2 separate regions of the Homo sapiens genome follow, and region 1 is linked to region 2. Evidence: read pairs that join two places in POLR2A ChIA-PET (ENCODE). Cell type or tissue: A673. All regions are shown on one strand. Each heading gives the region's core, and the rest is flanking DNA. Links, peaks and the distances in the headings are about the cores only.

What was found. Peaks named below come from ENCODE experiments on the same cell type or tissue, not always from the same donor. Only the 100,000 strongest peaks of a DNase experiment are listed, where the experiment ranks them.
Region 1: POLR2A ChIA-PET joins it to region 2 with 7 read pairs; 4 of 35 experiments call an interaction of 5 or more read pairs at or near these places.

The regions. Positions count from the first base shown.
Region 1 is chr10:74,297,474-74,302,864 of GRCh38, forward strand. The region is part of intron 3 of ADK (adenosine kinase); the gene reads left to right. Among named protein-coding and RNA genes, the nearest start is that of ADK, 150 kb to the left of the region's middle. In A673, for the core only: no CTCF peak of the experiment used is centred there; DNase peaks (open chromatin) are centred at 2,678 and 2,958; H3K27ac peaks cover 4,160 bases.
Region 2 is chr10:74,437,313-74,442,703 of GRCh38, forward strand. The region is part of intron 6 of ADK (adenosine kinase); the gene reads left to right. Among named protein-coding and RNA genes, the nearest start is that of ADK-AS1, 89 kb to the right of the region's middle. In A673, for the core only: no CTCF peak of the experiment used is centred there; a DNase peak (open chromatin) is centred at 2,119; H3K27ac peaks cover 1,150 bases.

The DNA of each region.
Region 1 (5,391 bases), core at 154-5,153, 140 kb before region 2:
ACCTGTTCACATTATCTTTGGTGAGCTGTATTGTAGCTCTCTGTAGTAGATAGGTATAATACTCATTAATTTATTCATATGTTACCATAGGGCGAACTGAGCCCAAGTGAATAAGTGAGTTATTTAAAGTAGGGGTTGGCAAACTATGAGCTGTGGGCTAAATTTGTCCCACCTCTTGTTCTTTATGGCCTAGAAGTTAAGAAAGGTTTTTATATGTTTTAATGTTTGGGAGAAGAAAGCATATTTTATGACACATGAATGTTATATGAAATTTAAATTTTAGTGTTCATAATTAAAGTTTATTAGAAGACACTGATGCATATTCCTTTATGTATTGTCTATGGCTGCCTTCCCACCACTATGGCAGAATTGAGTCGTTGCAACACAGATTGGAGTTGGCATTTTCATTGCTTCACACTGCTGCTTGGCATACTACACATCTCAGTAATGCAGTTATAATTCAACAGTGTTTCAAGTGCCATATGTATTGCTGTGCTATAACACTGTATTTTTTTTTTATTACTAGGGCATACCTATATGTCAAAACAAGAAAAGGAGAAAATCTCATGGTTTTAAAGCACAGTGGACTGGGGATTATTTTATCCAATTAGATGGTAAAGCATTAGGTTTATTATGCCCTTCTAAAGAAATAGAATATATATTGCCATTACCAGGCTAAGCACTTACAGTGTTCCAAATTCATAGGAACATAATTCTCATAAAAATTCAAAAATTTGAAATGTAATATGTTACAACAGCAGAATTTTTCATGCACTCACTTTTTCTCTCACTCACTCTCACACTGAAAAGGAGGCTGGACTTAATATAAGATTTTGAATGACCCATTTGTTAGCAAAGCAAGGAGAGCTATTTACTAATGGTAAGTTAGTAAATTTTCATTGTAGCAGCTAAAGAATATTTTCAGAAAAAAATTACATTTTTAAAAATATCATTAGCCATTTGGTGACCATAGTTGCTTTAAGAATTGAGGACATTAGGCTCGTTGCAGTGGCTCACACCTGTAACCCCAGCATTTTGGGAGTCTGAAGCAAGAGGATCACATGAGCCCAGGCGTTCAAGACCAGCCTGCGCAACATAGTGAGACCCTATCTTTTCAAAAATAAAAATAAAAAGAGTATTGAGGATTTTAGGCCAGGTGTGGTGGCTCATGCCTGTAATCTCAGCACTTTGAGAGGTGAAGGTGGGAGAATCCACTTGAGCCCTGGAGTTTAAATTCAGCCTGGACAAATGGCAAGACCCTATCTCTACCAAAAAAACCCCCCAAAAAAACAAAAACAAAAACAAACCAGAATTGAGGACATTAGCCAGGCATGGTGGTGTGCACTTGTAGTCTTAGCTTCTTGGGAGGCTGAGATGGGAGGATCCGTTTGATCCCAGGAGTTTGAGTTCAGCCTGGGGAGCATAGCAAGACCCCATCTCTAAAATAAAAACAAAAAAGTGAATTGAGGACATTGGGTGTAACATCGGTAGTCAGTTAAAGAAGATAGTGGTTTTACTTGGCTCTGATGAACCAACAGATGTTACTGACACTGATCAGTTATTCAAAGAGCCAATGCTGAGTTTGAAGTGACTGAAAAATTAGCTTTCATGAAAAGTCGATGAAACATCTGCAGACGTGAATATTTTCAAAAAATTTGAGAAAACACTAATTCAGCATAATCTGAAGTAGAATCTGTTAAGATGTGTTGCTACTGATAGTAGTAAAAATATATGTGGAGGCCGGGCACAGTGGCTCAAGCCTGTAATCCCAGCACTTTGGGAGGCTGAGGTGGGCAGATCACTTGAGGTCAGGAGTTCGAGACCAGCCTGGCCAACATGGTGAAACCCCATCTCTACTTAAAAAAAAAAAAAAAAATTAGCAGCGTGTGGTGGCATATGCCTGTAATTCCAGCTACTTTAGGAGGCTGAGGCAGGAGAACTGCTCGAACCTGGGAGGTGGAGGATACAGTGAGCTGAGATGATGCCATTGCACTCCAGCCTGGGTGACACAGCAAGACTCTGTCTCAAAAAAAAAAAAAGAAATATATATATATATATAAAATATATTAAAATACATATTTATATCATAAACTTTGTAGATTTCTCCACTTAACCTTTTTGCTCCATATATATTTTAAATATACATTATACATATATATGGATCAGAAAAAAGGGTTAATTGGAGAAATCTACAAAGTTTGTGAAACTATAAGGTTGTAAAGCCTATGGCTATTCATTGTATTATTTATTAGCAGCTATTTTGTAGACAACATTTGAATCTATGATTTATTATTTGAATATCATTTATTATTGAACCAGTATTATCAACAGTGAACTTCATTTGCTGTATGAAGAGATAGTTCTGTAAGTTTTTATCAGAAATTTAAGCTGTATATTTGACTTGCCTGACCACCCATCAGTTTGATTACTGCAGTTGTTTGAGCTTATGGTCAAGATTCAAATTTTTCTAAACAAGGAGAAGCTCCTTCAACTACTGTTATTGCATATGAAATGGCTTTGAAAATTAGCTTTTACTGAAGACTTTATATTGTTTCTTTTCTTTCTTCTTCTTCGTCTTCTTTTTTTTTTTTTTAGAAACAGGATCTTGCTATGTTCTCCAGGTTGGTCTTGAACTCCTGGACTCATGTGATCCTCCTGCCTCAAGCTCCCAAAGTGTTGGGATTATAGGTGTGAGCCATCATGTCCCTGGCTAATACATTATTTCTTAATGATACTGATATTGTTGTTGTTTGTTTCTTTCTTTCTCTCTCTCTCTCTCTCCTTGTTTCCTTCCTTCCTTCCTTCCTTCCTTCCTTCCTTCCTTCCTTCCTTCCTTCTTTCCTTCCTTCCTTCCTTCCTTCCTTCCTTCCTTCCTTCCTTCCTTCCTTTCTTTCTTTCTTCTTTGTCTCTTTTCTCTTTTCTCAACAGGGTTTCACTCTGTCACGCAGGCTGGAGTGCGGTGGTGCTGTCTTGGCTCACTGCAACTTCCACCTCCCTGGTTCAAGCAATTCTCCTACCTCAGCCTCCCAAGTAGCTGGGACTACAGCCTCATGCCACCATGCCCAGCTAAGCTTTTTGTATTTTTAGTAGAGACAGGATTTCACCATGTTGACCAGCCTGGTCTCAAACTCCTAATGTCAAGCTATCCACTCACTTTGGCTTCCCATAGTGCTGGGATTACAGGTGTGAGCCACTGTGGCAGCCTTTATATGGTTTCTTAATTTTGAGGCATACCAGTGCTTATATGTAAAACTTATACTATGGTAAAGTTATTTGACAGCAGCTAATGTAGTTTGAATCACAAGTAATGTCAAGCTGCTTTATATACAATGTCCCATTCTGTCAAAAGTTAAAACAAGAAGTGATACTTCTATTTCCACACACATTTGTAGCAGATGTTTGTGGGCTCAAACTATAGTTTTAGCAATATTGATGCCAGAGCAGAGATAACTTCTTTATTTCAAAATCCATCTAACACTGCAATCACGGAGCTTCTACCTTATGTTACATTAGAAGTGATTAATCTGCAATCTACATGCTAAAGGGGAAATATCAAGAAAAAGCTCTGATAGAATTCTATAAATGCTTTCTAAGTGATAAATATGCTTAATTTAAATCATATGCTATTGGATTTATATCAGTATTTGGGAGTATCTATTTGTATATAGAGACATTCAAAGTTGAAATATGTGAAATTATTATAGATCAATGTTAACAGATGAATATTTGCGATCAATTTTGATTGATAACAGTAACTTTGGCCAGGCACAGTGGCTCACACCTGTAATCTCAGCACTTTGGGAGGCCGAGGCAGGTGGATCATGAGGTCAGGAGTTCAAGACCAGTCTGGCCAATATGGTTAATCCCCATCTCTACTAAAAATACAAAAAATTAGCTGGGCGTGGTGGCGTGCGCCTGTAGTCTCAGCTTCTCGGGAGGCTAAGACAGGAGAAACGCTTGAACCCGGGAGGCGGAGGTTGCGGTGAGCCCAGATTGCACCACTGCACTCCAGCCTGGGTGACAGAATGAGACTCTGTCTCAAAAAAAAAAAAAAAAAAAAAGTAACTTTAAACACCAATTAAATGAAATGTTATTTCCCCTAAAAGAATTACATTCTTCTCATTACTAAACCTGATAAACAAAAAATTTTATTGTTATTAATATTCCTAAATTTGTCAGTAAAAGTTTTTTGTTTTATAAGTACCTAGATAATGTCCTTGGTTTTTTTCTCATTACCCATAGAGCCCAAACTATTTACTACCTGGCCTTTTACAAAGAAAGCTTTCTGACCCTCATCTTCTTCTAAAAGAATAATAGATGTCTAATTAGAAACCAGTTATGCATTGGGTTGAGTATCCTTTATTAGCATTTTAAAGTTCTTGCATTTCGAAAATACTAAAAATACTCAAATTTAGAAAAGTTAGTTGTCTTCATAATGTAATTTAAATGTTTGAAGTGTTACAAAAGAGATTCACCTGCAATTAAATATCAGCAGAGTGTGTCCTGTACCCTTATCCTGCAACACTTTTCTCCTATAGTAACTGAATGACTTTGGAATTCAGGGCTTTGTATTTTTACCTTTTTTTAAAGCTTATTTTTGCTTTCTTTTCTTTTCTGTTTTTTTTTTGTTTGTTTGTTTTTTTTTTTTTTTTTTTTTTTTTTTTTTTTTTTTTGAGATGGAGTCTTGCTCTGTCGACCAGGCTGGGGTGCAGTGGCGTGATCTTGGCTCGCTGCAACCCCTACCTCCCGGGTTCAAGCGATTCTTCCACCTCAGCCTCCTGAGTAGTTACAGGTGGGACCACCATGCCTGGCTAATTTTTTGTATTTTAGTAGAGATGGGGTTTCACCATGTTCCCTGGGCTAGTTTCAAACTCCTGAGCTCAGGCAATCAGCCCACCTCAGCCTCCCAAAGTGCTAGGATTATAGGCATGAGCCACTGCCCCCAGCCTGTTTTTGCTTTCAAATGGACTGTTGATGGTTTTCTCAGAGTGCTTTACTTTTGAAGTCCAGTTTGTACTGGAAAGAATTTATATTCCAGGCTGGGCACAGTGGCTCATGCCTATAATCTCAGCACTTTGGGAGGCCAAGGCAGATGGCTCACTTGAGTCCAGGAGTTCAAAACCAGCCGGAGCAACTTGGCAAAACCTCGTCTCTTAACAAAAATATTTTAAAATGAGCTGGTTATAGTGCTGCATGCCTATGGTCCCAGCTACTTGTGGCACTGAGGTAGGAGGTTGGCTTGAGCCTGGGAGGCGGAAGTTGCAGTGAACCCAAATCGTGCCACTGCACTCCAGCCTCCATTACAGAGGGAGAGCCTGTCTCAAAAAAAGGAAACGAATTTATATTCCACATTTTACTGAGTCTAGTGTGAGTTTTTGTTTAAAAAAAAAC
Region 2 (5,391 bases), core at 189-5,188:
ACTATTTCCAAATGTATATTTTTAGCACATACCTCTTTTCTGATCTCCAAACTTAATGACCAACTGGTTATTTAGATTATTATATGCAAATAGACTTCTTAATATACAGTGTCAATCCTGTTTCTCTTATGTTTAATACATCTCTGTATATGGTACCACTGCAGGGTTTGACTCATGTGCCCTAGCCAAACCCTAGGAGTCATCCTTGATTTTTTCTTTTCCTTCAATAAGTCCCTATCTTTATATCTGGAACCCATTTACTCTTCTTTTATCAGCAATTACCATTCTATTACAGACCATTAGTATTTTTCTCCTGCCCTACTGCTATAGTCTCCTGACTGATCTCCTTCTACTTTTTAACCCTTTCAAACCATTCTCCACAGAATAGCTGGAGTGGCCTTTTAAAAATGCAAACCAGCATAAAACATTTTGATGTTTAAATCCCTCTCATGGCTGCCAATGATTGCTCATAGAATAAACTCCAAACTTTCTGCCATGGTGTATAAAGCCCTACATGTCTTACATGGCTTTCCTCCTACCTGTCTAATATCATCTTATTCTAGTTCTTTCTCATTGATTATTCCTTTAACAACCAAGCCCTTTTCCTTCAAAAGTCCTTCACTCTTACTCCTCCTTCCTGGAATGCTCTTCACTGTTTTCTAAGGGCTGACTCATGTATAACCTTCAACATTCAACTCAAATGCCATCCTCTTAGAGAGTCATTTTCTGGTTAGCTATCTAAAGTAGCTTTCCCTGTTCCTCCATGAGCTGTTGTCATAATATCCCTCCAACCCCCAACCCCCACCTTATATAACCATGCTTGTCTCCTTTGTTGCAGTTATCTCCATTTGTAATTAACTTGTTTAAATCCTCCTAGAATGCCAGCTAATAAGAAGGTAAGGTCCTTGCCTCTCTCTCTCTTTTTTTTTTTTTGAGACAGTCTCCCCTGTCACCCAGGCTGGAGTGCAATGACGCCATCTCGGCTCACTGCAACCTCCACCTCCCGAGTTCAAGCAATTCTCCTGCCTCAGCCTCCCAAGTAGCTGGGATTACAGGTGCCTGTCACCACATCCGGCTAATTTTTTTTTTTTTTATCTTTAGTAGAGATGGGGTTTTACCGTGTTAGCCAGAGTGGTCTCGAACTCCTGACCTCGTGATCCCTCCGCCTCAGCCTCCCAAAGTACTGGGATTACAGGCATGAGCCACTGCCCCCGGCCTTGCCTCTCTTAATAACCATATTACCTCTGGCAACCAGCATAGTGCCTGGTATTTATTGTGCTCAGTATGCATCTGTTGAATATTATTATTTTGTATACTCTATAGTGATGAGCATGTTGTAAGCAACCCGATATGTATAAATTCATTGATGGTGTTCTCTCTCTAAATTTTCTTTATTGTTTTCATGGTGGGTTCATTTCCTCCTTTACCCCCTCTTTTTAGGTTGTATAATCATTAGTTTTATTTTCATCTCTGATTTTATATGGACATGTTTCAATGCATACAGACAGTTAATATTCTTTTCCTCCTAATTATCTATTATATATATCATCTTCAGTATCATCACCATTCAAAAAACTCTTTTATATGTTCTAGATAATGTGGCCTATTTTTTACGTTAGACTACCTGATAAGGTGTCAACTGAATTGGCTGCCTTTATCTACATTCTGAACCAAAATTTAATTCTAGAGTTTGTAGTCAGCGTTTTTCCAAATGTGTAAAACTGTAATCCTTCATAAAATGTCATATGTAAAAGAGTAAGCAATTCTGTGTGTACTAAAAGGTGAGAAAGTTATTACTTTAGCTTTCACTGGGAAGACTTAAAGTTTATCAAAAAGGATTATAGAAAGAACAGATTTATAGCAACTGTCTGATATATGACCAGAACCCTTATGTTCCACTGAAAGAGACTTGCCCTAGGCTTTCTAGAGCATAATGCCCTTAGCAAGTAGCTTTCAACATCTTTTTCAGGAAGCAATATTTTCCTTCAGTAAAAGGGTCACTGTACTGTTTTTCTTTTTCCTTCCCTGTCTTATCTTTTGAGTTCAGGAAGTACTTTAAATTTACAGGCAGCTTTGAAGACATGAAGCAAGTTCAGCCCCAGAAGTATTTCCTGTTATGGCATTAATCTAATTCCATGAAAGTAGAACTGATTTTTCATCTGTAAAGTAGATAAAGTGCCTAGAGCAGCCGACCATTATTCTGGGTTATCATGATAAAGAGGCTTAGTTTTGACACAAAAGAGTTTATCAGCCTACCCAGTGGAAGATTTCATCCTTTTTGTTGAAAGATATATTAATGGATTATAATCTGTCTTGGCTTCCAAAAGAAAGTTCACCTTTATATTGAAAATGATTAGTTAAATCAGCAAATATTTTCCTGAATATACATTTTATAATATACGATAAATCAAGCAAACATTCTAGGGATATCACATATAATTAAATATCTAATGTTAAATCATTTTATGTTATTTTAATGTTTAAATTATTGTCTCAATTTGAAATAATCACAGATTTTCCTTATAAACCAACTTGGTTTAATTTTAACATATAGACTAACATAATTTCTAGTAGGCATATATGCTTCATTTTAGAAGCCCCTGTTATTAGGTTATATAATTTCTCCTTACAACTTATAATGTAGAAATAGTTTTCTTATAATAAGGTATTTCTCTTAATAGTTAATAATTAAACTTAGTTGATTATTTTAAGTATATAGTACATACAAATAATATATAATTCAAAAGCTATAATATATTTTTCCTATCCCTATTTCCTGGTTCCTCTCTAAGCTAAGGCATTTAGACTAATCCTAGTGGCTTAGTATTGTTTAAATAATTTTTTATTTGAAAATTGATTCCATATTGGACATATTTACAATATTTCCTTGAATAATAATAGCTTACCACATAGTAATACATTACATATTTAGTTCTCTCAGTAGCCTTCTGAGTTAAATTCTGTTATCCATTTGAAAAATGCAGGAACTCAAGGTTAGAGAGGTTAAATAATTGGCTAAAATTCACCTGGCTGATAAGTGACAGATTTGGGCTGGAACTCAGGTCCTCTAATACCAGAGCCTATATTCATAGCCCATACTGTAGGATTATAGAAATAAGGTTATTCCCAGTTGTGCCTTTTATACTTGAAAAGAACAAAAGATTCCACTGAATGCTTATTTTACAATTAATAAATTAAGTTAGGCTTTATCATACCCTAATGAGATATCTTATTATTTGTTTAAAATAAATGATCTACCATTATGTTCATAAATAAAAATAAAGATATTGTTTTATTATAGATGTTAATGTTTTAAAACTTAGATCATCTAAACATGAAAAATCTCTGGCCTAGTCAAAGGCACACTGAGAACTAAACTTGGGATTGGAAAATTTGGAGTTTTCAAATGGCCCTACCAATTCAGCGCATAATTGTATATGCTTATCATTTTTCCAAAGAGGGTTGAATAGTATTCTTCCATTGTATATCTTAGGGAGGCATTATAAAGGTAATATGACATCAGATGTTAAACTTACTTATTTAACCAGCATTCATTGAGGCTGCCTACTATACGTATCCTGTGAAGCAATGTGACCAATACAAAGATGAAGAAAACATGGGTGCTGTCTTTAGTGAACTACCCATCTTCTAGGAAGAATAAGATCTATTGTAATATAAACAAGAGTGATGAGTCCTTAGTATATGTGAAGGTCTCCTCAGCTAAGTTCCAAAAAGTAACAAGCTAACTGTAATTTCACCACCTTAGTATTTTATGAACACCACCTTAGTTTTTATGAACTCAGGACCTTACCTCCACTTTATGAAAACACATATACACAAAGCAAGGAGTTTTAATAAGCACTTGAAAAGATGCTAATCTTAGCCATCAGACAGTGGCATAACCATGTGAGCTTTATCTTAACACCCACTAGGATGTCTATAATCAAGAAGACATAATACCAAGTGTTGACAAGGATGTGGAGAACTTGGAACCCTCATGCACCACTGGTGGAAATATTGGCAGTTCCTCAAAAGGCTAAACACAGAGTTACCATATGACCCAGCAATTCCACTTTTAGATATATACCAAAGAAAAATGAAAACCTGTGTTTACACAAAAATGTGTATATGAATGTTTATGGCAGCATTAATTATAATAGTCAAAAGGTAGAAATGACTGAAATGTTCATCAACTGCTGAATGGATAAATAAAATTAGATTGTTATTTTACATGAGACACAAAAATGAACTCAAAACAGATTAAAGATTTAAACATAAAACCTGAGACCTTAAAACTCAGAAGAAAACATATTAGAAAAGCTCCGTGACACTGGTCTTGCAATGACTTTTTATGTATGACACTAAAAGCACAGGCAGCAAAAGCAAAATTAAACAAAATTGTATCTATATCAAACCAAAAAGTTTCTGCACAGCAAAGGAGACAACAAAAGAAAAGGCAACTCACAGAATGGGAGAAAATATTTGTAAACCCCATATATGATAAAAGGTTAATTATCCAAAATATGTAAGGAACTCATACAACTCAATAGCAGAAAACCCGATTAAAAAATGAGCCCAGGACCTGAATAGACATTTTCCATAGAAGACATACAAATGACCCAGGTATATGAAAACATGTGCAGTGTCCCTAATCATCAAAGAAATACAAATCAAAAGACCACAGTGAAGCTGGGTTCAGTGGTGGTGGTGCGTACCTATAGTGCCAGCTACTTAGGAGACTGAGATAGGAGGATCAGTTGAGCCCAGGGGTTCAAGGCCAGCCTAGGCAACATAGGAAGACCCTATCTCTTTAAAAAAAGAAAAAAAAAATTACTCCCCCACCCCCACTTTCCTCTCCCTCACAATGAGATACTACCTTAAATTTGTGACTGTTATCAAAAAGTCAAAATCATGTGGAAAAAAGGGATCCCTTGTTAGCGGGAATGTAAATTGGCACAGAGATTATGAAAAACAATACGAAAGTTCCTTTAAAAACAGAACTACTATATAATCCAACAATCTCATTTTTGGATATAAATCTAAAGGAGATCGGCCGGGCATGGTGGCTCATGCCCGTAATCCCAGCACTGTGGAAGGCCGAAGTGGGCGGATCACTTGAGGACAGGAGTTGGAGACTGGCCTGGCCAACATGATGAAACCCCATCTGTACTAAAAATATAAAAATTAGCTGGGCGTGGTAGCACATGCCTGTAATCCCAGCTACTTGGGAAGCTGCGGCAGGAGAATCGCTCAAACCCAGGAGGTGGAGGTTGCAGCGAGCTGAGAACATGCCACTGCACTCCAGCCTGGGCGACAGAGTGAGACTCTATCTCTAAAGAAATAAATAAATAATTAAATAAACGGAAATGAAATCAGTATGTTGAAGAGATA